Regions from separate parts of the Homo sapiens genome. Here region 2 is linked to region 1. Evidence: chromatin loops called from intact Hi-C (ENCODE). Cell type or tissue: CD4-positive, alpha-beta T cell. All regions are shown on one strand. Each heading gives the region's core, and the rest is flanking DNA. Links, peaks and the distances in the headings are about the cores only. Region 1 has its middle 190 kb from the start of LYSMD4. Region 2 has its middle 83 kb from the start of LYSMD4.

Region 1 (16,037 bases), core at 3,096-11,095:
GTTAAATGCTAATTTCTGTTTTTAAGAAAAGCCTTTCGGTTTTTTTAAAGTCTTGAATCCAGTCCCAGTGCAATCCAAAAAGATGGGTTTATTACATCAGGATCACAGACAGACGAGACTTTTGCCTTAGAAGGAAGCTAAATAGCATCTGGTTCACCCTCTGCATTTTGTTAATTTTAAAAAATCTCAGTTCCTCTTATTTCCCATGCCCAGCATTCAGAACTGGATCCAAGTTTTGGGGACATGAAGCTTATTATACAATTTTGGGGATAGGTGTTGTCCTCTTGATGAGAAAGAGACAAAGTTACAGACAGAATTCAATGCAGGGCCTTGGACAGGGCGGCTCAGGTGAGGGACTGCAAGCTTAGGCTTTGTTGCCTTCACAGTAAACCCGCCTCTGCAACAAGCATGTTCTGTGGATGCCTTGGGTGCTTCCTGTACATTCCTGTGTCATTTTACCTTCAACACCCGAACAAGAAATATTTCCTGCGTAGGTACTTTACACATATTACCTTGTTATCTCCAGGTAGTGCTGCGTCCATTTTATCATGTCTGTACATAAGGTAGGTACTTCATTCCCCAACAGGGGAAAAAAAGAGCTTACTGTTCCCAGTAATTCCAGGAAAAGGCATGGGAAGGGCTTCCATTGTCTGCCTTGGGTGATGTCGAGCTGCCTTAAGCTGACGGCTTGACAGTGGGGGTGAAGGGCGGTGACTCCCCCAGGGAATAGCAGGACATTGGAATCAAAGTGGGTGGCTGCTGGCTGCAGAAACAGAGGCCTGTGGTCCCCAGGGTTCCAGGCCAGTATGCACTCCATGTGCCCTGAGGGTTGGATCATTAAAGTTGGTGAAAGGCATTTGGCTAGGCCAGGGGCGGTGGTTCACGCCTGTAATCCCAGCACTTTGGGAGGCCCAGGCGGGTGGATCACCTGAGGTCAGGAGTTCAAGACCAGCCTGGCCAACCTGGTGAAACCCTGTCTCTACTAAAAATACAAAAATTAGCTGGGTGTAGTGGTGCACGCTTGTAGTCCCAGCTACTTGGGAGGCTGGGGTGGGAGAATCACTTGAACCTGGGAGGCAGAGGTCGCAGTGAGCCAAGATCGTGTCATTGCACTCCTGTCTGGGCGACAAGAGGGAAGCTCCCTCTCAAAAGAAAAAAAAAAAGGAAGGCATTTGGCTGAGTCTTTGCTAGAATGTGGGAGGGCAGGGCAGGGGCAGGGCTAAGACAATAATTTCAAGATAACTTCACTTGAGGTGGGGTGGAAAGTGCACTGAATTCATCCAACAGCCTTAGTTGTACTTTCAAGGTCGGCATCATCCTCCCCGGCAGGCAGGTGAAGAGAGGCTCCGTGGCTTGTCCTGGCCCAGCCCTTCCGTGACAGTGCCTTTGGCCTCATGGACTGAGGTTTCAGGAAGTTTGCGACAGTGTCTGCGGGTCTGGACACTCATGTGACATGTGGAGGACGTCCTGCAACATGCTGTGGAAACACCCTCATTTGTCTCCAGCGCTGGGGATTGCCCAGGGAAGAGCCGCCTGTTGTCCATTCCCCAGGCCTTGTAATACTTTCTCTAACTGTGCTTGGGGGTCCTGGAATTTGTGTGAGAAAATCCATGGGTCCACATCTGGGCTGTCCGGGTAGAGGGGCCATCCGTACCCCTCCCTCACTGTGATGGGTGGCACTGCATCCTCTGAGGACTCGTATGTTGAAGCCCCGTCCCCTGTACCGCAGAACTGGTCCCATTTAGGTTGTTGCAGATGTAACGAGTTAAGACGAGGCCATACTGGAGTAGGGTGGGTCCCTAATGCGGTGCAACTGGTGTCCTTATAAAAAGGGGAAATTCGGACCCAGAGACAGGCTCGCACGTAGGGAGAACACCAAGTGAAGATGAGGGCAGGGATGGGGCGAGACCTACAGGCCAAGGAACACAGAAGATTGTGACAACCACCAGAAGTTAGACAAGAGGCCTGGAGCAGTCCCCAGTCAGGGCCCCCAGGAGGAACCAACCCTGCCTCACCTTGATCTCAGACTTCTCGACTCCAGAGCTGTGACAAGATAAATGTCTGCTGTTGAAGCCGCACAGTTTGTGGTACTTCATGGCAATCCCAGGAGATTAATATATGCACATCACGCAGCCCAGGACCCCAGCAGGCCTGCAGGCTCTGGCAGCGGCTGTTGGAAGTGGCCCGTGGTCTGCCCGGGGGAGACACTGACAAGGCCTCCCAGGCTGCCGTTAGCCTCCTCCGGTCTGCCCTGGCTGACTTTTCCCCCTTTCTCTTTTCCCAAAACAAACCCCAGCCCTCTTGGGACTCATTCATTTCTGTTTACCAGAAACTTAGCATGTAACTGTCTCAGAGCTGTTAAAAGTGCCGCCTCTTCACTGCAGGGTCCTTGCCTCAAGTTAATTAGCCTGAGGAAATTTCCAGACGCTCCCTTTCCAAAAGGCTGTTTGGAAAAAGCCCTCCCTGGGTGACCTCTGGCAGTGTGAGGGGCTGAGGGCTACCCTCCTCCCTGGGAGCAGACAGCTCTGCCACTTCCCCATGTGCATCCTCCAGTCAGTGACTGGACATCTCCAGGCCTCAGTTTCCCCGCCTGTGCAGCGGAGGGCTGTTAGGAGGATTAACTAGAACACTGCGGTGCTTGGTGTGTAGAGAGTCCTCTCCATGTGTTGGTTACTAGACCCTTTGTTCATGTTGTTTCCATAGAGAATAAAACAAAACAGGAACACTTGCTTGGGGGAGGGAGGGTGCAGGAAAGGTTGTCCAGTTGCAAGCGTGAGAGAGATTTATGTGTGTCATTTTGAGCCTCTGAAATGGCAGATCCCTCCCGGGAGGGACAGTCCCTGAGCCAGCATCCCCAGCACCCCCAAGGAGTTAGAAAGGCCAAACCTGGAGTGCCGCCCAGGAACACTGCAACAGAAAATGCATTTTAACACCCAGAGATTGGGGGTGCCCCATTACAGAGGCACTGCTTTACTGCTGGGGCCACCACCCATGCAAACCCTTTGCCTCGGAAAGACCAGCCCAGATGCCTCCCTCCAACAGAGCCAGCGTCCCTGGCTGCCCTCTGGTTCTTTCCCAGGGGCACTCCTTGCATTGCTGTGACACTGCCGTCACTTGCACCCCCATTCATTGCTCTTTGCAGACACTTCCCTCCCCCAGCAATGTGACTGAGGAAAGAAGGAGGGTTCCATGGTGAATATGAGGGATGTGGGCATGGCATATCTGGGAAGGAAAGGGGGACCCCCGACACCCCGTCCCAGTTCTCCAAAGCCCTCGGAGCCTGCAGAAGAGCTCTGCACGAAGGAATAGGATTGGCAGAGGGACAGAGCCTCTCTGTCAGGCAGAAGTCAAGTTGAGTGATGGGCACCCACCTGGACAGCTGAGACAGGGTCTCAATGTCTGACCAGGCTGAAGGGGAACTTGGGAGGGCTGGTTCTTAGCAATGGAAAGGTTGGCGTGACACTGAACTCTGCCTCTCGAAAGCCCGACCCCACCTATGGGAGACGGCAGCGGTAGAGGTCACCAGCATTGCTTAGAAGCAGCCCCCTGCAGACGTCTCCCCTACCCCCACCCTGGGCACCAGAAGGGGAAGCCCGCAAGAAAGGGCAAGGCCAGCGCAGGATCAAAGCTCAGCCTCCTCTCCAGCTCCAAGACTGTGGCTCTGGCTGGCATGGGAAGGGGAGATGAGTTTCAAATGGAGCTTGAGAGTGAAGATTTAACCAGTGAACGGGATGGAATCCTAACTCCTACAAGCAGTAACCAAAAGAAGTCGAAAGCTTATGGCTCCCTAATAAGGACTTAGGGAGCTGCTGCCCAGTGGGAAAGGGGGGTTCTGCAGTTAAGAGGTAGATGCTGGAGGAAACCAAACCATATTGTGTATAAACCGCAGGGGAGAGACTCCTCAACCATATGGCTCTGCTGACCCGTGGTGAGGATGGAATGGATGAGGATGCAGGCCCTGTAACTGGATCAGTAAAAGGCCCCACCACTTGGAGCAATGAACCTTCTGTTGAGCTCCTTCACCCCCTGTTCTTCCTGCTCAATCAATTCGTAGGCCTCCATATAGTCCTTTCTTTCAGCCTGAAGAAAGGTGTCCATTACCACCCCCAGTGCCCCTTGCATTAGTCAGGTCTTTCAGTGAAACAGAACCAATAGGAGATTCATATAATAAATAATTGGCTCCTGTGACTGTGGAGGCTGACAAGTCCCAAGATCTGCAGTTGGCCAGCTGGAGACCCAGGAGAGCCGGTGACGCGGTTCCAGTCTGAAGCCAGCAGACCCAAGACCCAGGAACAGCTAATGCTTAAGTTTGAGTCCAAAGGTTGGGGGGCTTGGAGAGGGTGACAAATGTCCCAGCTTGAAGGCAGTCAGGCAGGAGGCGTTCCCTCTTACTCATGGGAGATCAGCCTTTATGTTCTATTCAGACCTTCAGCTGATTGGCCACTTTCGCCCTCTCCTTGTGGTCCTGTCAAACTCCTGGGAAGGTGGGGAACACTTGCCCTCCTACTTCCTTGCCTGCCTCAGCTCCTCGGCCCACTCCACTTGAGCTTCTGCCTCCTGCACTGTCATTGGGTGAGTGGCTGATGGCTCACTGACTGCCAAGTCCAGTGGACATGGGCAGCCACACCTTACTTGACCTCTTTGGGACTCTCAGCCCTGCTGGCCTTGTCCCATCTTCGGTCCCTCCCAAGGGCTTCTGAGGTGCCACCGTGCACTGCTGGTGTTTTCACAGCACTGACTGCCACTTTCTGGCTGGCCCCTTCATCTTGTTTGCTGACTCCTGGTCTTGTGTTTCAGCCTCTAACCCTGGTGTTACCAGAGATGTTGTAGGTTCTCTTTCATCCTTGACCTTTTCCGTGGGGTGGGTCACATCCTTTCTGCCCACTCACCAATGGCCCTCAAACCTGCCCCACATCCTTGACTTCTGCCTGTGTTCCCAACCTGTCTCTCCCACTGTTTCTGGACATTTCTGTCCACATGCCTCAAGACACATTGACACACAACCTTCCCCAAACAGAACCCTTTATCTTCCCACTCACACTCCCTTGATATAGCCTATGGCCCCAACACCAGCCCCACACCGTCCTATACTCCTCCCTCTCCTCATGGTCAATGGCCCACAGACGCTTCCAAGTGGACCTCTTAATCCCCATCACATCCATTCCTTCTTCCTCATCCTTAACAACACATCAAGCTGTCCAGCACCACTTCTTGTTTCCTTTCTAGCCTCCCTTTCTCCCATTTTCTCACATTGCTGGAATGATCTTGCTAAAATACAGTTTAGTTGTATCTGCCCCCACCCCCAGCTCTGGGGGCTATTACACAGAGCTGCTTATCATTTGCTGTAATTGTCATGCCCTTTCACATATCTATGGCTTAGCTCATATCATTCCCCTAGCCCAGAATTATTCTTTACCCTTTCTGCCTTATCACAAACTGCCTGGAAATAATAAAGCTTAGAGCAGGGTGAAAAATATAGAGAACAGAAGAATGATAGAGAAAATTAATGAAACCAAAGTTGGTTCTTTGAAATGATAAAAAAAATTTGACAAACCTTTAACTAGACTGCCAAAGGAAAAGAAAGATTCAAATTACTAAAATCAAGAACGAAAGAGACAATTCCATCTGCATATTTTTCAAATATAGACAAGTTGATCTTATAATTCATATGGGATTAAAGGAGCCCAGAATAGCCCAAACAATCCTGGAAACAAGGTTGGAGGATGCACAGTTCTCTAATTCAAAACTTACTACAAAGCAACAGTAATCAAAATTGGCACGAGAATAACCATATATATCAGTGGACTAGAACTGACAGTCAAAAAAAGTCCTCACATTGAAGGTGTCAATGGATTTTTTACAAGAATTCTAAGACCATTAAACAGATGAAAGAATAGTCTTTTTTTTACAAATTATAAATGTTCATCTCTAACACATACCACATACTAAAAATTAACTCAAAGATCTCAATATAAAAGTTAAAATTATAAAAATCAGAAGAAAACATAGGTTTGAAAATTTGTAATCTTGGATTAGGCAACAGCTTTGTGGATATGACACCAAAAGCACAAGCAATCAAAGAAAAAACAGATAAGCTGAACTTCATCAAAATTAAAAAAATTGTGCATCAAATAACACTATCAAAGTCAAAAGACAGACCACATACTGGAAGAAAATATTGCAAGTCATATATCTGATAAGTGTCTAGTTTCTAGAACATATAAAGAATTCAAAGAATTCATACAACTTAATAATAAAAAGACAACTCCAATTAAAAATGGAGAAAGAAATGGAATAGGCATTTCTACAAAGAAGACATAGAAATTACCAATAAGCACATGAAAATATATTCAGTATCACTAGTCATTAGGGAACTGCAAATCAAAACTACAGTGAGGTACCACTTCACACTCACTAGTATGGCTATAATAAAAAATAATAACAAGTATCAACAAGGATGTGAAGAAATTGGAACCCTTATACATTTGTGGGTGGGAATGGAAAATTGTGCAGCAGCTGTGGAAAACAGCCTGGCAGTTCCTCAAAAAGTTAGATGTCCGGTTACCGTATGATCCAGCAATTCCACTACTAGGCATACATCCAAGAGAACTGAAAACATATGTTCACACAAAAATGTGTACGTGAATCTTCATGGTGGCATTCTTCGCAATAGCCAAAACAGAAACAACCCAAATGTCCTTTGACTGATGAATATATTAACAAAATGTGATAAATCCATACAATGGAATATTATTTAGCCTTAAAAAGATGTGAAGTATTGATACATGCTAAAACATGGATGAACCGTGAAAGTGTTAAAGAAATGTCAGTGAAGGAAGAAGCCAGATGTAAAAGACCACATATCGTATGGTTTCATTTATTTGGAATATCCAGAATAGGCAAACCTATAGAGGCAGCAAGTAGATTAGCGGTTGGCAGGAGCTGGGAGGAGTGCAGAAATGGAAGTGACACCTAATGGGTAGAAGGGATTTTGGGAGGCGATGAAAATGTCCTGGAATTAGATCATGGTGATGATTGCACAACTTGGTGAATATGTTAAAAATCACAGAAATGCGTCCGTTAAGATGGTGCATTTTATGCTACATAGATTGTATCTCAAGAAAACCTGGAATCTAATCTGGGATCACACATTGCACTCATTCTTCATGTCTCTTTAATCTCATTTAGAACACCGCACCTCCTTTCCTGCTCCCTCTTTTCATGATATTGGCATGTTTGAAAAGTCTAGGCCGGTCATTTTGTAGAATGTCCTGCAGTCTAGATTTGGCTTGTTTCCTTATGACTAGATTCAGGCTAAACAACTTTTTGGGGAGAAATTAATTTTCTTAATGTTTGTTGTTGGTGTGAAGAAACGCAAATGATTTTTCATAGTAACCTTTAGCCAGTAACCTTGATAAATTATTTCATGAGCTTTGATGTTTTACCTGTTTTCTTTTAATTTTTTATGCATGCAATCATGTTATCTGTAAATAATGACAGTTTACTTTTTCCTTTCTAATCTTCACCCTTTAGTTGCCTTTCCTTGCCTCACTGCACTGAACAGACGGTTATCTCCCAAACCTCCTAACGTTCATCTCGGGCAACCATTAGTCTATTTTCCAGCTCTGTAACTTCATTATTCCAAGAATAATGGAATCATATAGTGTGTAACCTTTTGAGATTGGCTTTAAAAAAAAAATACTTCCCTTGAAGTCTATTCAAGTTGTGTGTCAATGTCGACATGATTTTTAGAACCAGACTGCACAGATCTATTAGAGAACTGATATTTTTAAATATTGAATATTCCAGTCTATTGCATAGTACATTGCTTACTTTATTTATATCTTTAAATTTTTTCTCTAAATGTTCATCTTTTTATTCTTTTTTAAAAAAGGTGGTACATAATTTTAATTGTATTCCCCTTTTCCTATGCTTTGGAAGATTTTGTGTAGAAGCAGTGTTCTTTCTTTCTTAAATGTTTGTAAGCATTCACTTGCAAAATTGTCTGCACCTGGTTTTCTTTGTGAGCAGATTTTTAATTACAATATCTTTTTTAATTTTTTTTGATGGTAATGTGTTTCTCAATGCTGTTTGTCTTTCAGCCTCTATTTCTCCTTCACTTTTTGAAGGATATTTTCACTGGGTATAGACTTCCAGTCTGGCAAGATGGCATCAAGATGCTGTTCCTTTGTTTCCTGGAGTCCATTGTTTCTATTTTAAAATCAGTCATCAGTCTTAGTGTTGCTCCTTTGAAGATAATTTTCTTTTTTTTTTTCCAAATGCTTTCAGATTTTTCTCTGTTTTTGCTTTTCATCAGTTTGCTATAATGTCCCTAGATATGGTGTTGCTTCTCTCCTTCTTGGGAATTATAGTGTTGCTTGTATCTGTGGTATCCCATCTTTTATTCATTTTTGAAAATTCTCTTCTTTTCAAATAGTACTTCTCCACTCTGTCTTCTCCTTTCCTCTGTGACTCCTCATAACAAATATGCTAGATATTTTTACCATACTCTAGACGCCTCTTATATTCCTTCTGTATTTTCCAACATTTTGTCTTTCTGTGCCTCAGCATGTATTTTTTTTCTGATTCCATCTCCCAATTCACTTTTTCTTCAGTTGAATTCAAACTCCTGTTAAACCAATCTATTGATTTCCTAATTTCAGTTTGTTCTAAAGTTTTAAGATTTAGGATTTCTATTTTGAATGCTTTCTCATTCTCTGACAAAATACTTCTGTATTTCTTAAACCAATTAATTATAGCTGTATGAGGTTTGTTTCTGATAATTTCAAATCCTGGATGCTCCAAGGATATGTCCCTACTGTTCATTGATTATCTTGAGTTTTGTTAATATCTTAACCTCTACTATTCCTGGCTTTTTAAAAATTAAATGCCGGGCATTATATGTAAACATTTAAGAGGTAATTTGAGGTTCTGGATAATTGTATCTACATTTTAAGAGGATTACTTTTTCTCTAGGCAATGAGACTAGAAGCCCCAGTTACCCCAGGTCATCTTAATATCATCAGGGACTGACATAATTTTGCGGTTGGTCTTCAGTTCCTTTGAGGGCTGATCCCTTTTTAGTATCCCCAGGTCAAAATGATTTCAAATTCTGAGCTAACTTTTCTGGAATTCCGTCTCTTTTCCATAATTTCTCACTCACTTGTTTGCTTGCCAATGATGTCAAGATTTTCTGTTGTTCTTGAGGGAGAGCTGTTCTGATTCACTCAGTCTACCATTACCAAGCATGGAACCTATTTCATGACAGTTTGTTTCTTCATGTGTTTTGTGACTTTTGATTATAAAATCATGTTCCTAGTCACTATCTTTGAGAAATCGTTAAGGCCTCAGCTTAAACCTTTTGGAGAGAACTTATATTTGCTTATGCTAGATGCCAGGAAGCACAGTCAACTTCAGATCACTTTAAACTAAAATTTCTGGCTGAGAGCAGTGGCTCATGCCTGTAATCTCAGCACTTCGGGAGGCTGAGGCAGGTGGATCACCTGAAGTCAGGAGTTTGAGATTAGCCTGGCTAACATGGTGAAACCCCATCTCTACTAAAAATACAAAACTTAGCCGGGCATGTTGGTGGGTGGCAGTAATTCCAGCTACTTGGGAGACTGAGGCAGGAGAATTGCTTGAACCTGGGAGGTGGAGGTTGCAGTGAGCCAATGCGCTCTAGCCTGGGTGACAGAGCGAGACTCCGTCTCAGAAAACAAACAAACCCAGGCCGGGCACGGTGGCTTACACCTATAATCCCAGCACTTTGGGAGGCTGAGGCGGGGAGATCACGAGGTCAGGAGACTGAGACCATCCTGGCTAACATGGTGAAACCCCGTCTCTACTAAAAATACAAAAAAATTAGCCGGGCATGGTGGCGGGCGTCTGTAGTCCCAGCTACTCGGGAGGCTGAGGCAGGAGAATGGTGTGAACCCGGGAGGCAGAGCTTGCAGTGAGCCGAGATCACGCCACTGCACTCCAGCCTGGGTGACACAGTGAGACTCCATCTCAAAAAACAAACAAAAAACACCAAACCCAAAACTTTCTATTTGCGAGGGGGCTTCAATTTTCACAAAAAGTGTAGATTCTTGCCCTCTTCCTAGTCAAATAGGGACAGATGGTTAGGAATGTGTTAGGGGAATGTTTTATTTCTTTGCTTCTGTGCTCACCCACTGAAGGTATTGAGTTCTGGGATTTCTGACTTTATGCAGGGGTCTCTGGTCAGAACTCTTCCTCCAGCCCAGCTCCCCTCTTACTTTGGTCATTTGTACCCAGCATAGTTCAGTGTAACTGTGGTTCTAGGCGACTGGAAACCAGCAGAAGCCTTCAGGACAAAATTCAGCTCACTCATACAGGATTTTGATTCCAATGGAATTTCTGCCCTCTCATTGTTTTCCTTATTTTATTGCTATCTCAGTAGAACTTTAAATAAATAAATAAAGCTAAAATTATTTTATTTGCCATTTTTATATGTAATGATCTCGGAGGGATTCTTGAACAGATGTGGTCTACAGTCTACAGCTAACATGTAGCTGCCTGCTTTCACTGTGTTCACTCTTCAGATTAATAAAATGAAAAGCAATGCTGATAATAGTGGTTTCTTTTCTTTCTGCTTTCTCCAGTAATTAGCTTATGGGGGACACTCAGAGGACAGGATTTAGGATCAGCAGACCTGGGTCTGCCTCCCATCTCCACTGCTAAGAGTTGAATCAGTCCATGCAGGCCACTCCCCATCCTCAGCCTTTTCTTCTGTCAAATGAACAATATAATCCCCTAGTTTTAGGGAATTTTGAGGAATACATCAGATTACCAAATCGTGAGTTCCTTGAGCTGATAAAGAGTGAGCACTTACTGTGTGTAAGGCAACTTTCCTAAGTGCTAGGGATACAAAAGTGAACAAAACACACAAAAAATGTGTCTGTGTGTGTGTGGGGGTTGGTGTGGATGTCCACAGGCATACATGTGTGGTAGCAGACAATAATATAAGAAAAATAAAGTAAAATATATAGTGTTTTAGGTGGTAGTAATTCCTATGTCAAACAACAGCGCCGACGAAGTAGAGGGGATAGGAATGCGTGTGTATGCCTGTGTGGGCACGTTCGCTACCTCTGCATCCCAGGCACCTAGACACGATCTGGCTCAGAGGGGAAGCTCAAAGAATGTTTGATGGATGAATTAACACTCATAGGACACTTACTACCATGCCTGGCGAATAACAGTAGCTTTTGGTTTTAGAATGGATGCAGTTGCTATTGGGCTCCCCTCTTTATGTCCAGTTGATGCAAGTAGGTTAGGGGGTCTCTAGAGGCTCACAAAGCTGTGCTTGGCTCAGAAGTTATCCAGATAAAAACTAGTATAGGAATCCAACTCCCCTCCTCCCTCCATCTTTCACCCCTGCAAATCTGGTGAGCTCCATGAAGCTTTCCTCCCCAGGTGACGTTGTTGCTGCTGTACTTAAGGGACAGCACAGGCCACCTGGGTGTGGGACAGAGCTGACACCTTCCTGTCTGGGCTCTTCCAGCCTTCACTCTAGAACGAAGCGGGAAGCCTCAGGTCCAAGGGGAGAGCCGCCGCAAAGGCCGCGTTGAACGCCGAGGTGCACGCGCAGGTACTGGCTAAGTGCGCGCCAGGGTGCTCGGGAGGGGGCGGGTGCGGGCCGCACTGCCGGGCGGGGTGCGCGAGTGAGGAGGGCGGGGTGCGCGAGAGAGGAGGGCGGGGTGCGCGAGTGAGGAGGGCGGGGTGCGCGAGTGAGGAGGGCGGGGTGCGCGAGTGAGGAGGGCGGGGGAGTGCGCGAGTGAGGAGGGCGGGGTGCGCGAGTGAGGAGGGCGGGGTGCGCGAGTGAGGAGGGCGGGGTGCGCGAGTGAGGAGGGCGGGGTGCGCGAGTGAGGAGGGCGGGGGAGTGCGCGAGTGAGGAGGGCGGGGGAGTGCGCGAGTGAGGAGGGCGGGGTGCGCGAGTGAGGAGGGAGGGGTGCGCGAGTGAGGAGGGCGGGGGAGTGCGCGAGTGAGGAGGGCGGGGGAGTGCGCGAGTGAGGAGGGCGGGGGAGTGCGCGAGTGAGGAGGGCGGGGGAGTGCGCGAGTGAGGAGGGCGGGGGAGTGCGCGAGTGAGGAGGGCGGGGGAGTGCGCGAGTGAGGAGGGAGGGGTGCGCGAGTGAGGAGGGCGGGGGAGTGCGCGAGAGAGGAGGGCGGGGTGCGCGAGTGAGGAGGGCGGGGGAGTGCGCGAGTGAGGAGGGCGGGGTGCGCGAGTGAGGAGGGCGGGGGAGTGCGCGAGTGAGGAGGGCGGGGGAGTGCGCGAGTGAGGAGGGCGGGGGAGTGCGCGAGTGAGGAGGGCGGGGGAGTGCGCGAGTGAGGAGGGAGGGGTGCGCGAGTGAGGAGGGCGGGGGAGTGCGCGAGTGAGGAGGGCGGGGGAGTGCGCGAGTGAGGAGGGCGGGGTGCGCGAGAGAGGAGGGCGGGGTGCGCGAGTGAGGAGGGCGGGGGAGTGCGCGAGTGAGGAGGGCGGGGTGCGCGAGTGAGGAGGGCGGGGGAGTGCGCGAGTGAGGAGGGCGGGGGAGTGCGCGAGTGAGGAGGGCGGGGTGCGCGAGTGAGGAGGGCGGGGGAGTGCGCGAGTGAGGAGGGCGGGGGAGTGCGCGAGTGAGGAGGGCGGGGTGCGCGAGTGAGGAGGGCGGGGGAGTGCGCGAGTGAGGAGGGCGGGGGAGTGCGCGAGTGAGGAGGGCGGGGTGCGCGAGAGAGGAGGGCGGGGTGCGCGAGTGAGGAGGGCGGGGGAGTGCGCGAGTGAGGAGGGCGGGGTGCGCGAGAGAGGAGGGCGGGGTGCGCGAGTGAGGAGGGCGGGGGAGTGCGCGAGTGAGGAGGGCGGGGTGCGCGAGTGAGGAGGGCGGGGGAGTGCGCGAGTGAGGAGGGCGGGGTGCGCGAGTGAGGAGGGCGGGGTGCGCGAGTGAGGAGGGCGGGGGAGTGCGCGAGTGAGGAGGGCGGGGGAGTGCGCGAGTGAGGAGGGCGGGGGAGTGCGCGAGTGAGGAGGGCGGGGGAGTGCGCGAGTGAGGAGGGAGGGGTGCGCGAGTGAGGAGGGCGGGGGAGTGCGCGAGTGAGGAGGGCGGGGTGCGCGAGTGAGGAGGGCGGGGTGCGCGAGAGAGGAGGGCGGGGTGCGCGAGTGAGGAGGGCGGGGGAGTGCGCGAGTGAGGAGGGCGGGGTGCGCGAGAGAGGAGGGCGGGGTGCGCGAGTGAGGAGGGCGGGGGAGTGCGCGAGTGAGGAGGGCGGGGTGCGCGAGTGAGGAGGGCGGGGGAGTGCGCGAGTGAGGAGGGCGGGGGAGTGCGCGAGTGAGGAGGGCGGGGGAGTGCGCGAGTGAGGAGGGCGGGGGAGTGCGCGAGTGAGGAGGGAGGGGTGCGCGAGTGAGGAGGGCGGGGGAGTGCGCGAGTGAGGAGGGCGGGGGAGTGCGCGAGTGAGGAGGGCGGGGGAGTGCGCGAGTGAGGAGGGCGGGGGAGTGCGCGAGTGAGGAGGGCGGGGTGCGCGAGTGAGGAGGGCGGGGTGCGCGAGTGAGGAGGGCGGGGTGCGCGAGTGAGGAGGGCGGGGTGCGCGAGTGAGGAGGGCGGGGGAGTGCGCGAGTGAGGAGGGCGGGGGAGTGCGCGAGTGAGGAGGGCGGGGGAGTGCGCGAGTGAGGAGGGCGGGGTGCGCGAGTGAGGAGGGCGGGGTGCGCGAGTGAGGAGGGCGGGGTGCGCGAGTGAGGAGGGCGGGGTGCGCGAGCGAGGGCGTCCGGCCGGCAGGTGGCACTGTGGCGTCGCCGTGGGCCGAGCCTGGCGAAGCGCTGCTCGCCCGAGATCGCGCAGCTTGGTGAGTGGCAGCGCCTGGCTTTATACTCGCGTCTCGGACACCGATGGTCATCTTCCCACGTCCGTGACTCAGTGGCCTTCCAATGCAGGCTGCGGCCTCTCAGCCCAGAAGGCCCTGGGTTCTGGTACAGGCCTTCCTTGTGGCAGACGGAAGGAAGGCTGACAAAGGGAGTTCACCGGGTTTGCCTGACTTGCCACGCTCTTCTCTCTCCGTGCCAACTTTAACCTGGGAAGCCACACATACCTCTAGGGCCTCTGATATCTTCAGTGTCCCCAAGGCCCATGCTGCTCAGAGCCTCACGTGGCCGCAAACCCAGGTGCCAGTACTTGAGAGTTGCACCTTGAGCGGGAACTGCAGAGGGTTTTAATGGCACCAGCTCCAAACATTTCGCCCACAGCGTCTGCAGTCCTCCACTGCGGAAGGCAGAATAAACGCCCCAAGGGTGTCCACATCCTACTCCCCAGAGCCTGTGAATTTGTCCCCTTACATGGCAAAAGGGAATTACAGTTGCGGATGGAATTAAGGTAGATTAATTGCACACACAGACAGAAACACGCATTTTTGTGTGTTTTGTTCACTGTCGTATCCCTAGCACTTAGGAAAGTTGCCTTACACACAGTAAGTGCTCAGTTAATCTTTATTGACTCAAGGAACTCACAGTTTAGTAATCCGATTTATTCCTCAAAATTCCCTAAAACTAGGGGATTATATTCTCCATCTGACAGAAGAAAAGGCTGAGGATGGGGAGCTTAATGGGTAAGGAGATTAGCCTGGGTCACCCAGGTGGGCCCAATGCAATCACCTGTCCTTATAAGGAAGAGAGGCGAGAGAAAGAAAGAGAGAGAACAGAGAACAGAGAAGGCCGACAGCACCAGGAGGTCTCAGCCCGGTTTTTCTGGCTTTGGGGATGGAGGACGGGCCACGGAACAGGGCGGCCTCTGCCTAGCAGCTGGAAAAGGTAAGGGACTAGGTTCTCCCAACGAACCTCCGGAAAGAAACGCAGCCCTGCCAGCAGCTTCATTTCAGCTCAGTGAGACCTCTTTTTACTCTTTCGACCTCCAGGACTGTAAGATCATAAACGTGTGTTGTTGGAAGCCAGCAAGTTTGTGGTAATTTGTCACAGCAGTCGTGGGCCCACTAAGACACCTGTCGTGGGCCTCGTGTCCAGAGGCCTCAGCTGAAATGCACTGGGGGCCTGGTGGTGTGTGTTAGGTCCACTTGGCTTGCTGTGTTGTTCAAGTCCTCTCATTTCCTTTCTTATCTTCTGTCTGGTTGTTCTTTCCATTATTGAAAGTGGGGGACTGAGGTCTCCGACGATTATTGTAGAACTACTTTTCCCTCCAATTCGCTCCCTTTCTGCTTTGCATATTCTGTTAAGTGCTAAATGTTTATAACTACTTATTCTTGCTGTATTGAATCTCTTCTCAATATATAATGTTCTTTGTCTCTTGTAACCTTGGACAAGATACAGACTACTTAGACTATTGAAAATCCTGACAGTGTATTTGAAACATGCACGTGGACATGGTTTTATTTTTCTCAGTTACTGCTTTCAACTGTGTGCTGATTGAAACTCCTTTCCCCTGGATAGAAGACCTATTAAAATAACCCAACTTTATTCACTAACTTGTCAACTACTTTTGGTCAGTCAGAATTTTGTCTTTGGCCAGAGTTAATCAGCTAACCCGTTGTCCCCAGATCATCAGTGCAGCTTCACCTGGGTACTTCTTATAAATGCAAATTCTCAGGCCCTGCCCCAGAAACTCTGGAGGTGGCCCTGCAGTCTGTGTTTAAGAAGCCCTCCAGGGGATCCTCAGGTGTGATAAACTTTGAGAATCAGCGGTAACCCATCTGCAGAGGTATTTCTATTATTTCAGTAATTATATTTTTAAAATTTTACTTTCTGGAAATACTTTTTAAAATTTACCTATTTTTTCATGTATCTTGATTCTTTTTTTCTGTTTTTATTTCTCATTTTAGGTCTTTAGTAATTTTAAGCCAATTTATCTTGTAGGCTCTGTTTTGATCATTCTACTGGCTTTCCATCCCTGAAGTTTATTGACTTGGAGTTGCCAGTGTTTTGTAATTTGGGATTGTGAGCTGGTCTTAATGGGGACTTCATCTATTGGAATCTTCTGTACCTTACATGAGAGTGGGTGCCTCCAGAGTGCTTTTGGGTTTGCTTCAGCCAGGTGCTTGGCGTTATCACCAGCCCAGGA
Region 2 (16,037 bases), core at 366-8,365, 110 kb before region 1:
TCTCTTTTAGAAATCACTCTGAAAGATAATGCCAACTCGGAACCTAGGAAACCATCCAGTGGGTTTCTGCAGGTTAGGTGGTTCAATTCCTCATCAGCACCGTTGTTTTCTCTGCCTCAGTTTGCTTACAGTGATGTTCTCAGTAGCTGTAATTACTGTCTGTCTTTGAAAGCATTTTTTTTAGCTCACAGGGGTATATGTGCATTTTTATTTAACCAAGTGTTAGAATTTCTACTCTGCTGTTGTGGGCTCTGGGTTAGCTACTTTGGTTGTTTAGTTGTAAAATGATTAGCAGGGAAAACCGTGTGTGTGTGTGTGTGTGTGTGTGTGTGTGTGTGTGTTTTAAGTTTCTTTTGTTGTCAGAGCACTTAGAATTTTATTTTATATGGTAATTCTGTCAGTTTACTTTATTCTCCACCCCACATTTATTGAACAGCAAAGTATGAAAGTAGTGTCCCATAACTAGCTTTCAGAAGAATTACAATTGCTGTATATCTGAAGTTCTTTTCTTTTCTTTTCTTTTCGACGGATTCTCACTCTGTCACCCAGGCTGGAGTGCAGTGGCACGATCTGGTCTCACTGCAACCTCCGCCACCCAGGTTCAAGCGATTCTCCTGCCTCAGCCTCCCGAGTAGCTGGGATTACAGGCACCTGCCACCCCACCTGGCTAAGTTTTGTGGTTTTAGTAGAGACGGGGTTCACCATCTTGGCCAGGCTGGTTTTGAACTCCTGACCTCGTGATCCACCTGCCTCGGCCTCCTAAAATCCTGGGATTACAGGTGTGAGCCACTGTGCCTGGCTGAACTTTCAAGAAGAAGTTTGTGTATCAATTTTCAAAAAACTATCATATCAAAAGAGAGCTGTGTCCTACATTTGGAAAGATACAAAAACTGAACCTTCTGGCAGGCAGTTTTGCTTGCTGGAGCTTGAGATAGAGCCACACATTGGCCTCAGTGGATTTATGGAGAAAAATAGATACAGAAAGTTATTTATAAATAAGACCAAAAAATCCTTTTCTTGAGCAGTGACAGGTAAAGAGGTTGTCTTGGTTAACCTTGAAATGTGTTGCCCTTGATCAAGACAGTTTTATGGTGGGGATGGTAGTGGAGATAAACTTGTTTGACATTTGTCCACTTATGGTAACCTTTGTGGTGGCTGTCACAGACAACTTCATCCTCACAGACCTTAAAATTACTGTAAAACTAATAGAATGGAGGAGAAACAAGGGACCTGAATAATTAGATGCTTAGATAATTGTAATGTGTTTTCATAACTGGTGAAAAACAGCAGTGTTAGAAGCACTTAAACATTCTATGTAAGGAACACTGCCTGAATTTATATTGTGATTTTTGAGCACCATTCACTGTTTAAAAACTGGCATATTGTAGGTCATATTTTAAAGACAAATAGAAAACTTATCTTTTCAAGATTGATATAAAGCTTAACCTTATCAAAATTACAAAATTTAAAAAATATGATTGAAAAATATTAATGCATAGGTTTAAATATTGGTCATCATTTTAGATGTCTTTCAAAATAGATTGTCTTTTAAATATTAAACTGAACAAACTTTGAACATGTTGTAGAGTTTGTGCTGAAGGTTAAGTTTCCTGTGGTGGTGGTGGTGGATATTTTATAATATGGATAACAAAACCTTCTTATTTTAAGAAATTTAGAAAATTTTTAGGCAAAACTAGAAAATATTACTGATAATTCTACCACTCAGAAGGTACCACTATCAGAATTTTGTATTTTTTCAGTCATCTGCGCATCTCTTTTCTCCTGTGTTTGTATATGTTCCCTCTCCCTTGAAAAATCAGATTTTTCTTGTAATCTGCTTTTTCACTCAACAATATTGTAGATCCGTGTCATAACTTACTCCTCTGCAGTGGCTTCAGTTATTGTACACTTTCTGTTAGATGATTATACCATCTAGTCAGTCATGTTTCCTGGTACTGAATACATAGGCTGTATGTGTGTGTGTGTGTGTGTGTTTCTACCTTAACTAATGCTTTAGACATCAATAGGTAGAGCTGAATACTTGAAACCTTCCAAGTGGTGGCTTTCAGTTCTCATTGCTGAATTGGTTTCTAGAGATGGAACAAATTATATTGTATGGAAAGTTTTTTTTGTTTTTTTTTTTGAGACTTAGTCTTGCTCTTGTCACCCAGGCTGGAGTGCAATGGCATGATCTCAGCTCACTGCAACATCTGCCTCCTGGGTTCAAGCGATTCTCCTGCCTCAGCCTCCCAAGTAGCTGGGATTACAGGTGCCTGCCACCACGCCGGCTAATTTTTCTAGTTTTAGTAGAGATGGGGTTTCACCATGTTGGCCAGGCTGATCTCGAACTCCTGACCTCAGGTGATCCACCTGCTTTGGCCTCCCAAAATGCTGGGATTACAGGTGTGAGCCACCATGCCCGGCCTTTTTTTCTTCTAGGTACCAGCTTGTATTTATCAGTTTGGTAAGAATGTTAGAAAGTGTGCAATAAAATGGGCAGTCTCACAGTCATGGCACAAAGTATAATTATCTTTGACTTTCTAGAAAGCAGTTTGGCTTTCTAGAAACTTGCCTAACCTCTCCGCATTTAGGCAAGATGAATTCTGACTACCCCAAGGTGGCCAACCTTGTCCCTGTGATTCCAGATCTCCCAGAAAGAGAGGTTTAGTCTCAGGGAAAACCCACATTTTCTTGGCTTAGCCCACCTTGACAGCTAATCACTGGAAATCGGGTGGGCTGGTCAGATTTTGTGTCAAGAGAGGGAGGTGGAAAGATGGGAGGGAGGTAGCAAAACCGGCCTCAGTGGAACTCTGTAAGTTAATATGGAATGGCAAAGGGATGTTTCTTCCAAGGAAGAAGTTCTAGGGAAGGAAGGTAAGTGGAGGGGAAGGCAGCAGTTCTCAAAGTTTTGGAATCAGGACTCCTTTATACTCTTAAAAATATATTGAGGGCCCAAGGAGCTTTGGTTTATGTAGGTTATATCTATTGGTATTTATCACTAGAAATTAAATCAGAAATATTTAAACTATTCTTTAAAAGCTCATCACATATTGTTATAAATGCTTTTATGAAAACATTTCTAAACCCAAAGTAGCACAGTCTTACGTTTTTTGCAAATTTCTTTGATGTTTGGTATGTCGTTTTCATCTGCATTCAATTTATTGTGTGATATTTGCTTGAAAAAATGTGAACAATGTCCAATCTCATACAGATAGCCATTTTAGATTATTGTGGAGATATATATATATATATATATATAAAATAATATATATATATTTTTTAGATGGGGTCTTGCTCTGTTGCCCAGGCTGGAATGCAGTGGTGTAATCACAGCTCACTGCAGTCTCAGTCTCTGGGGACTCAGGTGATTCTCCCACCTCAGCCTCCAGAGTAGTTGGGACTACAGGTGTGTATCACCACACCTGGCTAATTTTTTCTATCTTTTTATAGAGACAAGGTTTTGCCATGTTGCCTAGGCTTCTTTTTTGATACTCCATCAAAACTTGGTTTTTCTTGAACTTTGGATCTTTTACCCTTGCATGATATTATAACATCGTGCATTGGTCATTTAGAAAATAATGGTTCACCAAGATCTTCTACGTGTTGATACATTTGATTATATAATATCAAAATACATTCATCAATATCACCATCAATCTCATCAGAATACTTTTGGAAAGCTATGGTGTATATAAGTTTTCTAAAATTCTAATTTTTTGTTCAAAAGCTTGAATTTTATTATTGAATTTTATTATGGCCTGTCTGTTGTTTTTCTTGAATTGACAAAATCTCATTTTTTGAGAAAATGTCTCCCAAAAACCCAAGTTGAAATAACATTGTTTGTCAGTCATCCTTTCAAGTAAAAATGGTATTCCATTAAAGTGGTTAATTCACTTCACAACTTAGTCACATGAGGGTTTTTTCTCAGGCAGTCTGTAGAAATGCTCATGTGTACTTCCAATTTCATCACTTGAAATATTAAAAAGATATATTCAAGGATGAAGATGTAGTACAATTTTCACTGCTTCATCATAGACATTCTTTTTATTTTCCAACAGGGCCTTCTTCTGTCACCCATGCTGGAGTGCAGTAGCATGATCACAGCTCACGGTAGCCTCCACCTTCTGGGCTCAATCCTCCTACCTCAGCCTTCCAAGTAGCTGGGACTACAGGTATGCAACCACCATGTCCAGCTAAATTTTGTACTTTTTGTAGAGATGGAGTTTCACCATGTTGGCCAGACTGGTCTCAAACTCCTGACCTCAAGTGATCCACCTGCCTCGGCTTCCCAAAGTGCTGGGGTCACAGGCGTGAGACACCATGCCCAGCCTGCCCTTCCTTTTTAAACCTTTCCTGTGCATAGTGAAGAATACCATGACTAGTTTGGTGTTACTGCCTTTGTTTGTGCTGAAGTACCAGCATTTTTACCCACTATTGTATTTGCACCGTTACAGCAAATGTCACCATGTTAGTATTCACGTTAAAATAGTTTGGACCTGGGCGTCTGAGGGCCCCACTTTGGGAACCGTTGAAATAGGTACTTAAACCTACTATATATCATATCTTGTCATCTACAAGATTTTTAAAAACATGATTTCAGTTAATTTTTTTTGTAATTTTTACAATATGGTTTTGAGGGGTTTCAGTCCAGAGCAACAACATGTATTTTATTTAGCTTATGCTGAAGTTTACTAGATAAATACTAACCTAATAGAATGAGGTCCTAAATCTTTTTTTGCAGTTTCTTTAGCCAAAAAAAAAAAAAAACCCAAAACTAAAAGCATAAAAATGGTCCATAGGGTGTATTCCCAATGTATGCTGAAGAATTTGAAGAAGAAAATGCAATACTCAGTAAGTGGTGTTCTTTATGAATAGGATTAATTCTGAAGAGTTTCTTTTAGCCTGTGAAGGGATTTGGGACATAGTAAGAGAGGAATGAGAAGAATGAGAATAGTAAAATAAACCATTATTGAAGAGATATACTGTTAATGATGTCCTCCTTCCATACAACTTGTTTTTTTCTTTTTTTTTTTTTGAGACAAAGTCTTGCTCTGTCACCAGGCTGGAGTGCAGTGGTGCAGTCTCAGCTCACTGCAACCTCCGCCTCCCTGGTTCAAGCCATTCCCCTGCGTCAGCCTCCTGAGTAGCTGGGACTACAGGCTCGTGCCACCATGCCCGGCTAATTTTTATATTTTATTTTAGTAGAGACAGGGTTTCACCATGTTGGCCAGGGTGGTCTCAATCTCCTGACCTCGTGATCCACCCACCCTGGCCTCCCAAAGTGCTGGGATTATAGGCGTGAGCCACCGTGCCCGGCCAACTTGTTTTTCTTAAAAGAACCTTTAGTAAATATTTGGCTTCTGTGGCTTCAGGTATAATTCAGATTACTGTTTTCAAAGCAGTGTTTCCTAAAGTTGTTTGTGCGAAATTGTTTTTGTGACTTGAATCTAGTTGTTCTGAAGCTAATATATAATAATAATGGCTTCCCCCCAATTTATAATAGCAAACAGTACAAAGTAACAGACTATTAGATGAGGGATGGAAGGAGAAGGACAAGGGTTGAAAAAGTATTGCATGCTATGTTCACCATCTGGTTAATCGATACATTTGTACTCCAAATCTGAGCATCAAGCAGTATCCCATATGCAGTAACAAACCTGCATATGTACCCACTAAATCTAAAATAGATTCTGAAAAAAAAGTTCATCCATATCAGCAATAATTGAATTGAAGGTGTAAAACTGTAATAAAAATTCAGACACTACAAAGTATCTTGTAGTTAAGCTACAAAAAAAAAACCCTAAAACCATCTATATAGAAAATTTTAGGAATTGATCTTAAAGGAAATCCAAATAAGTAGAAAATTATCATGTTCATGAATGTGATAACTTAATATTAAATTACATTATTTTTCCAATAAATCTAATATGATCATTGATTTTAATAAAATATTTGATTCTAAAACGTGCATAGAATATTTTTAATAAATAACTTGATTAATTTTTAAAAATGCAGAGGGTTGGACTTGCCTTATCAGACATTGGAACTTATTACAAATATATGGGGAAAAATGTGGTAACTGGTGAAGTTTTAGTTTCCATTAAGAAATACTGGATATGGCCGGGTGCGGTGGCTCATGCCTGTAATCCCAGCACTTTGGGAGGCTGAGGAGGGCAGATCATCTGAGGTTAGGAGTTCAAGACCAGCCCTGCCAACATGGCGAAAGCCCCTCTCTATTAAAAAAAAAAAAAAAAAAAAAATTAGCCAGGCGTGGTGGCGGGTGCCTACAATCCTAGCTACTCAGGAGGCTGAGGCAGGGAGAATCACTTGAACCTGGGAGGTGGAGGTTGCAGTGAGCTGAGATTGCACCACTACACTCCAGCATGGGTGACAGAGTGAGACTGTGTCTCAAAAAAAAAAAAAAGTGCTGGATCTCAGCGGCAATGGAAAGGGAAAGGAAAGTTACTGATGGCAACATATTACTAATGGTAAATAAGCACATGAAAAGATGCTCAATATCATATGTCATTAGAAAATTGCAAACTCAAACAATGAGATGCCACTGCATAGCTATTATAATGGCCAAAATCCAAAATACCAACACTACTGAGAGCTGGTAAAAACAATGAGCAGAAATAACTTACTCATTGCTAGTGGGGATGCGAAATGGAACATCCACTTTGGAAGACAGCTTAGCAGTTTCTTATGAAACAAAGCACACTCTTAGCCTATGATTCCATAATTGTGCTCCTTGGTATTTGCCAAATGAGTTGAAAACTTATGCCCACATAAAACATGCACACAAATGTTTGTAGCAGTGTTATTCATAATTACCAAAACAAACAACCAAGATACCTTTCAACAGGCAAATGGACCAATACTCTATGGTGTAGCCATACAATGGAATATTAATCAGTTCTGTATAGAAAAAGAGCTATCAAGCCACAAAAAGGCATGGAAGAACCTTAAATGCATATTACTGAGTGAAAGAAGCCAATATGAAAGCCTACACACTATGTGGTTTCAAGTATATGACATTTTGAAAAAGGCAAAACTGTGGAGACGGTAAAAAGATCAGTCATTTCCAGGGGTTCCTGGGGAGGAAAGAAAGGAGGAATAACTAGGTAGAGCCCAGGGGATTTTTAAGGCAGTGAAACTATTATTCTGTGTAACATTGTCATGGTGGGTACATCTTATTACACCCTGTTAAAATCCATAAAATGGACACCACAAAGAGTGAACCCTAATATAATTATGAACTTTAGATAAAAATAATTTATCAACATTGGCTTATCACTTGTAACAAATGTAACATGCTAATGTTAAAAATACCATAAGATGTTAAAAATAGGAGAAATGGGGGTGGGGTGAGAGAGTCTATGGACACGCACTTTAATTTTCACTAATACCGTCTGTAAACCTAAAACAGCTCAAAAAGTAATGTCTATTAATTTATATATATATATAATATATATGTGGTTATTGCAATGTCTTATTGCAATTAATACACAGTGAGAGATTGTGTCTAAGAACTCACATGGTCTTTAATTTGAATAACAACATTGAAATACTATATTAGCGTATTTATAAATTAAGAAAAAGTAAATTTTTCATATATGAATTGTTTGTAACACTTTATTGAAATAACACCCACATCAATCCTCATCAGTTCTGATGCCCACATAATAATTAAAAGCCTCCAGCAGGTCCAATTTCATTCATTCCTAGAACCAATGAGTTTCACTCTAGCAGGCCATGAGTAGCAGTTCTTCAACTGACAATGATATCTAGAAAGGGAAAGGTATGTTCTATTTCTTTGTGACTAGTGTCCTAAGTCATGGAGACAGAATCATGGGCTTGGAAGTAACATCATCTTCCAGGCTGCTGTGTAACTCACATTCCCAAGGAACAGACTGTCTGGGAAACCCTTTGGTCTCCATCCTTGGGATTTCTTCTTCTCCTCTACATTTGGTTTCTCTTTCTCTCTTTTTCTAAGTCATTTTTTCTTTTTCCGACCAATGATGTTTGTCCTTTTGTCCTAGGACTGGATCTCATTTATCTTTCTGGGAATAGCGCCATCTCTAAAGACTCCAAGTTAACCCACTTCATAGCTAATCATTCCAGTCTAGACACTAAATATTGCAGTGTCAGTCAACATTCCCAGGGCCAGATCTTACCTCACACCTCAGGGTCATAACTCTCTTGACTACATTGGGTTCTGTCCTACTTTTCTCATTCTTGGCCATGTGTATTTTGTCCTATCCTGGGAACAAGGAGAGGAGGCAAGAGCTTTCTCTTGCATTTCCATGTTAACCTTACTACCACATTCTTCCCAGAAAGCCAGGAAATACAATGCCAATGTTTTCCATTCAGTTTATATTTCATGTATAATTAACTTTTGTGTTGAACATGAATAAACTGAAAATTTCTTGAAATAGAAACAATTTGATAGAATTTTGTGGGTACAGTACATACAATCCATGTCCAATAAATTACTGACATCTAAACTTGTTATAGATCTTTTGTTCCATCATGTACTAATTCAGTAATTCTATTGCAATAAAACTAACATTTGTTTGTTATAATTTGTTCTCGGTAAGCCTTTTTCTGTGTTTTGCTTGTGGTTCCATTAGCTTCTAGATGAGCGCTTTTGTATATCTAATTTAGAAGCTTTACATTAAGAACAGTAAGAGAAAATCCTTTAAACTGTATTTCCACTTAAAGTAAGATTATAATAACATATGCTCCACCACATATAGATGTTCACAAAACATAAGCAAGTATGAATATTTTTTCATAACCACTTATGAAGAAATAGCAGGGCTCCTATTACATGTACTGTAACGAATGATAAAGTCATAAACACATACTATGCAAAGTAGCAATAGGCAAATCAGAGAGAGAGAGAGAAAGAGAGCACAATGTTGCTTCCAGAAGACACTGAATTTATTGCTACCACTGAAGAAATTTTTGGAAAGGATGAAGCTTTTTGCTAACGTATACGATAACAACAGCAAAAGGAATAGGACCTGGAATCTTCAGTTGAATCAGTCTATTTATAATCTCGTGTAAGAGGTAGAGAGAAAACATAGGTCATTGCTTTCTCATCATTCATTAATTCACTCACTCATTCAAAACACAAATAGATGCATGCTCTGCTAGACACTGTAGATACAAATGGTTACAACAATCTCTCAAGTTTCTCAAAGCCAGTGGGGGAAATAGGCATATAAACAACAAATATCATGCACTGTCATATTGGACACTTGAAGACTGCCTATTGGACTGTGGGACTACAATATAAGATACTGTCAATTTGTCCTAAGAAGGTCACTCACGGGGGAGTGAAAACTGAATTCCGCCACAAAGGAATAGTCAAATTTTCCAGGCCAGTAGGGAAAATGCTATTCCAGATGGCAGGAACATTGTGAGCAAAGTTAAGGATCAAGGAAAAAATATAAGTATGAAGAGATGAAAGTAGAGGCACGTTGTTCAGTACAAGGGTGGAGTATTTGGTGGAGAGAAATGAGAATTAGGGAGAGACAGACAGGGTCAGATAAAAAATGGTCATGGTCCACATAAAACTAAAGAGTTTAGAATTTATCATGAGACAAATAGGTGTCATTCAAAGATATTATAAGGTACAACATGATGAGATTTGCACTTCAGAACCGCAGCCCTGATAGTGGTTTAGAGGCTGGATTACAGGTGGGGATGGAGGAGCTGTGGTGGAGGCCAGGGTAGGAGAGAAAGGAGTGTGAGGAGTGGTGGGGTGAGTGGGGTGGGGATGGATTTCCTAAAAAGGTGATAGAGGAAGAGAGATTGGGTTGGGACATTCAGAGGTGAGAACAGAAGGAAAAAAAAAAAAAACAGATCTAAAAGGAAAGAGAAGTGATAGGCCTGTGTACCAGTTTGAATAACAATACTACAACTGTTTATCGAGAGCTCATGATGTACCAAACATGATATTTTAATCCTCACTACAATTAATTTTGTAAATTTTTTTATTTTTACTTTTATCAGTTGATATTCAGAGGAGTTAAATCGCTTACTGAAGGCCATGCCAATTTTAAGTGAAGGGATGAGGTTAAAACTAAATGCTACTAGATACAGAGCTGATGTCCTCTCAACTACATTCTTTGGCCCTCTTAACTGGATCAGCAACAGGGGAGAGGGCGGAGACTAGAATAGCTCTTCACAGTTCTCTGGATCTGCTTGGATACTGTCCAGTTTGGAGGAAGAAGATGAATTAAATGGAGATATCTGAGGGATATTCAGGTGCAAAAGATAAATACGCAGTTGGATACATGGGTCTGAAGAAGGTTCCTGGTGACACTGGTTGGTAGATAGACTGAGAGCTGAAATTCACCTGCAGTAATTGTTACTCTGTGTCTTCCTGTTGAATTTATGAGTCAGATCAATATATATTTTCCTCTACCTTTTAAAGTTAGAATTTACAATACCTACCTAATAGTTACTTCCTGCAGAGTAAAAATATTTTGTATTAGTTTTTCATTGGTTGTATTATTTATTAATGATATCCTCAACAAATATGTGTTCATTAACCATTGGGTGCATTGTGCAAATTACACCACACTATTTGATGGAAAGAATGAGGTCTCTTCTTGCTAAATAGTTCTAGTCATCTCCCTTTTATAGTTTCCTTTACTTTGTCTTTAGAGCAATTTATTTTTCTATTCATTATTCATCTTATTACATGTTCTTTTTGGTTCACTTTCTCTAATCCTGTTTTGCAGGAGAAATATTATAAATAAAAACATCTGTATATAACTATAAAGCTTACACTCTCATAGCTCGCACAGAGTTTTTGCAAAAGCAAAAAGATAAAACTTTAGCTCTTTGTAGGTATGATTTTTGAGTTGAGATGGCAGGAAAATTTAGTGAGATTTTGATATAAGAGTAACAAAAGGGAGCCTCTAGGGACAAAGCAGATAATACATTGAGAGTGAACAGAAATTATTTCTCAGCCTGGCTCTGCCATGGCAGTTCTTGTCCCTTCCCTATAATTAATTATTTTCTGGTTTAACTGAGAAAACATGAGACAATCTCAAATTTCCTCAGAGCTAGATTACAATATTCCATTTTATCAGCCCTAGAACAACATGAACAGAAGCTTTAGTGGTAGTGTTATAGTCTATGCTGAGGTTTGTTAGCAGTGCATCATTACCTAAGAGATCGCTGCTTAGTTCAGCCAGTTAACTGGAGCTCACCAAAATGTTCTGCTCTTGAAAGAGAAAGCGGGGGAGAAAGGGTGGGCAGAGAGAGAGAGCAAGACAGAGCTCCTTCACAGAGCAATTCATGTAAATGCATTGTCCAATGGCCCTGAGATCCATTAATTAAATTAATTAGACTTCATAGCATTTGCTGATGAAACATGATGAAAAAAGTTGGAAGAGAATAGGAAACACATACACTGCAGCATCTGGTTTTGCCAGAGTTGGGCCCTTGAGAATTATTAAGTGATAGTTTGACATAATTCAGAATTAATAAAATCTGTCTGCCCCCTGAAAGTGTGCATTTTCATAATTTAAGTAATGCATGCTAATTAGCTTAGATCAAAATGTGAGCTCCATTGTTGCCTACAAGTTAGCATGACTTCATGACTGGTGATATAATAGTATCATCACCCCAGGGAAGGATATTTCTGTGAAATTAAGTAGTATAGTTCTATCTGAAAAATCCTGCTAATAAATACAGGCCTTATTTTGATATTTTGGAATTTTATAGGGAATTAAATACAATACAATAATGCATCCTACTGAGGTCAGACAGCTGAGAAAAACAGGTCAGTCAAATCCTCATTCCTGTGAAATTTACCAGTGGGCTTTTAAAATGGCCAAACGTTAAAGTATCTAGCATGATGCTTGAAATATAATCTGTGGAAATACACTAAACTAAAATGATCTTGTCCAGTCTCATGGTTTCAAATACTAGCCCCATGCTAACGATCAAATTTTGTATGCATTCAAAACTCCTGAACTCAGATTTAGATATCTAACATCCCGACTGGTTTCTTCACCTTACTGTTTCCCATGCCAAACTTCTTTCTTTTCTTAATCCATTTCCCCCACCTTTTCCATTATATTAAACGTAATTAAATAGGGATGTTTGGCTGAGGCTATGAAATTTGACTCACATCACATGCCAAATTCATCACCAAATCCTGTCAACTCTACTTTAAAAATATTTTCAAAGTATGACCACCTCTTACTACTACCACTCTAGTTCAAATCATCCTAGCTCTTTCCTAGGTGACTGCAGTAACATCTCACTACCTAGATCTACCCTTTGTCCTATAGTCAATTCTTATCTCAGCAGACAGCAGACTATTAAAGCTGTGAACCATATCAGCCTCCATTTCAAGTGCCTTCAGTGGCTTCCATTTCACCTCCAGCAAAATGGAAATCTCCACAATGACATCTAAGACTCTCCATGGTTGGTCCCCCTTCTTGCCTTACAACTAAAAACTCTTCTACCATTTCCACTGTATTTACTCTGCTGTAGCAGGGAGACCTATTTGCTGTCCCTTAAGTAAAGCAGTCTTTCTCCTCTGGTCTTTGCATTTGCTGGTCCTGTTACTGGGAGTGTTCTTTTTCCCATCCACTTGATGACTTCCCTCATCTCCTTCAAGTCTTTGTTGGAATGTTCTTACACAGTGAGGACTTCCCTGGCCACCATATTTAAAACAGAATCTTCAGTCCCATGTCCAGCACTCTTTATGCACCTTCCCTGTTTTATAATAGTTTGAGAAAATGAGTAAGTGTTTTGGGGACACAGTACTTACTATCACCTGATATAATTAGGCATAAAACTGTATTTCTGAATTATTTTCTTTCTTATGTATTTGTTTGCCTCCTGTCATAACTAAGCATTTAGTGAAGATTGTCTATTTTATCCACAATGGTATTCCTAATTCCTTAAAAAGTGTTTGGTATAAAACAAACATACATTGAACATTTGCTGAATAAAAGAATTATATGTAAAATTATGGTCAGGCATTATTTGAGGGGAAAACTCTTAGTCTCTAAACAAATTTATTTGGATACCTGGTAAATTATACTATAATTAATTTGGGAAATAAACTTGTTCCTCTTATGTCAATTGAGGAAAGCTTTGGCAGGAGCATTCTGCTTCATCTCCAAGTCTTTTTCTTCAAAGCCTATTGTTATTTTTTTCAAATCTGACCACCCTATGAGACCCACCCAGCTGAAGATTAGCTGGGATGCCCAGTTCCTGTTCTCACTGTGGGGTGCCCGATTTTCTGGGCAATCTGTGAGTAGATAAAGCAATGGGATGGGGTGAGGTTACAGGCATCAGCCCATTCTAAGCTTTGCTCTTCAACACATACTGTCCTCCTGAGCCAGAATGCAGACCGTGGCTACTTTTGCCCCTGCATGTCTGTTCTGATTCCTTTCTTCACATGTGATGCCTCACTATTCTTCTGCTTTTAATATGGAGCTTCATTCTCTAAGCTAAAAGGCCAAGCACAGATTCACCTGCCAATGAAGCTCTTTAAATTATCTCTTCTTTCTCAGGACTCACTGGCTGTAAAGTCCATGGAGCAAAAACAGAATTTGCTACTTTTCATTGACATTGTTGTAGTTGAGTTGTGTTTAACTAATTTGTTAAATGAACTGACACTGTACATTCTCCCTATAAAATAACAGTGTGTTTTCTATTATGTCTATTGCCTCAACTTAGCATTATGTTAACTTATTTACAAGCCAGTTTATTTAGGTTGTATTCAAGTTAGTCTTTGGTGACATAAATAAAATCAGTGATGTGGTCATAATGGAGTGGTGCTATTTATGTAAAAATATGTTGGGTCTTGAAAAGATTAGAAAAAGCTAAGTTGATTAATGTGAGGGCTAAGCAATGTAAAAATTTTAAGAAAAAATTATAAAATTAGAATAATAACAATTTTAATAAGCTAAAAGGTTTTTGCACTTCTGTTACTTTAAATTTTTGTTCTACTTTAAACAAATAAAAATTTGGAATTCTAATTGACTTGTTATGATAATAATTTATACAAAGAAGACAATGTATAGAAACTCCAGTTAATAAAGTGATAATCAAAGGGTCCTGGGCTTATATCAAAATATTGGCCAATTAATTTACATTTGTGGTTTTTTTTTAACCCTGTGATCCTCCTCCTTAACTCATTTTTTAGATTAACTATCAAAAAACTGGTCTCAATTATATTTGAATAGAAGGTTTCTACTGTATTGTTCTCTAACTTGACCATGTTCGGTACCCTTAATTAAAATATATAATTCTTTAGTAGTTTTCATAGATGTTTTCTTTCTAACTGGTTATATGAAAGCTACCCAAATAATGGGCAGGTTGAATAGTCGTGGGGTAGGCTCAATGTTGATCTGTGGAATGCTACCATAGGTATCCACAAACCTAAGACACAAAAACGCACCCTTAGAATTATTATCTGCTTATCAGTAGAACTGTGACTGAACCTGAGGCTTGCCCGACTCCGTACTTCTTGGTGTTATTCACAGCACCACAGCCTAATCTTGCTTGTTTCTTTATTTGAAGAAATCTTGAAAAAGAATTGCATTCTTTGATTTTTCTAGTTAATTAAAAATTTCACCTGAATCAGCAATATCTTACTGTGATGGCAATTGCATCTTCTAAAAAAGCACAGTGGAGATATATTTGGAATAAATATATCCAGATATTTAAGTAGTACATTCTCAAATATCGGAGTAGTATATTCTACGAATTATGTCTGCAGGCTTAGAAATAACCTTCATATAATGTTAATAAAAACCAAACTAAGTAGCTATTCAAAGTATACTCACGGCATTGGACATTTGGGGGTAATTTTCACCAACCAACAATGTCTGTATTAGTATCTTTATATGATGGTATTGTTATTTCTATAGTCTTGGTCAACAAAATTTACTCATGTTTGATATAATTTCCACATACCCATAGCATGTCTTTGGAAGTAATGCAGTGCTTGAAATTTAAGGAAAAAATATCTGGTTAGGATTCCAAAATATAAACTATTAAATAAAATAGTGCTATTTACTTTTAAGATGAGGACAGTATTTTGATGGTACAGATTATTTCATCATCCAGGTATTGAGTCTAGCACCCATTAGTTATTTTTCCTGATGATCTCCCATCTCCCTGTCTCCACTCTCTGAAAGTCCCCAGTGTGTGTTGTTCCCCTCTATGCGTCCATGTGAGTTCTCATCATTTAGCTCCTACTTATAAGTGAGAACATGTGGTGTTTGGTTTTCTGTTCCTGTGTTAGTTTGCTAAGGATAATGGCCTCTAGCTCCGTCCATGTCCCTGCAAAAGACATGATCTCTGTTCTTTTTCATGGCTTCATAGTATTCCATGGTGTATATGTACCACATTTTCTTGATCCAGTGTGTCACTGATCGCCATTTTGGTTGGTTCTATGTCTTTGCTATTGTGAATAGTGCTGCAGTGAACATATGCATGCATGTGTCTTTATAATAGAATGATTTATATTCCTTTGAGTATATACCCAGTAATGGGATTGCTGGGTCAAATGCTATTTCTGTCTTTAGGTTTTTGAAGAATTGCCACACTGTCTTCCACAATGGATGAACTAATTTACACTCCCACCAACAGTGTATAAGCATTCCTTTTTCTTCACAACTTTGCCAGCATCTGTTATTTTTTTGACTTTTTAGTAATAGCCATTCTGCCTGGTGTAAGATTGCATCTCATTGTGGTCTTGATTTGTATTTCTCTAATTATCATGAATAGACAGTTTTGAAAATTTTACAATCTTATGAAGACAAATTAATACAGAATTTTCTGAGCTAGGGTGTAAACGGCTTTTCTGGGGCAAGATTATAGAGATTAAGAAAATGAGGTAGGGAGAAATTGAGCTACATTATTGTCAAGTTTAGCTTGCTGGGAGTTAAAACAAAACAAAAAAACAAAACTGAAGTCTTGGACTTATTAATAACTATTCCTGGCTTCCTTCCCTCTGCTAAACATGGATTGTCAGATTTCTCTCT

The links. Peaks named below come from ENCODE experiments on the same cell type or tissue, not always from the same donor. Only the 100,000 strongest peaks of a DNase experiment are listed, where the experiment ranks them.
Region 2: a loop joins it to region 1, with 5 times the contacts of the local background. A loop is called at or near these places in 6 of 110 quality-filtered maps.

Annotation. Positions count from the first base shown.
Region 1 is chr15:99,914,741-99,930,777 of GRCh38, forward strand. No RefSeq gene overlaps it. Among named protein-coding and RNA genes, the nearest start is that of LYSMD4, 190 kb to the left of the region's middle. RefSeq lists enhancers at 1,856-2,720, 13,624-13,918 and a silencer at 13,640-13,699. In CD4-positive, alpha-beta T cell, for the core only: no CTCF peak of the experiment used is centred there; no DNase peak of the experiment used is centred there; H3K4me3 peaks cover 116 bases; H3K27ac peaks cover 203 bases; H3K27me3 peaks cover 1,049 bases.
Region 2 is chr15:99,808,915-99,824,951 of GRCh38, forward strand. It overlaps the pseudogene LOC400464. Among named protein-coding and RNA genes, the nearest start is that of LYSMD4, 83 kb to the left of the region's middle. In CD4-positive, alpha-beta T cell, for the core only: no CTCF peak of the experiment used is centred there; no DNase peak of the experiment used is centred there.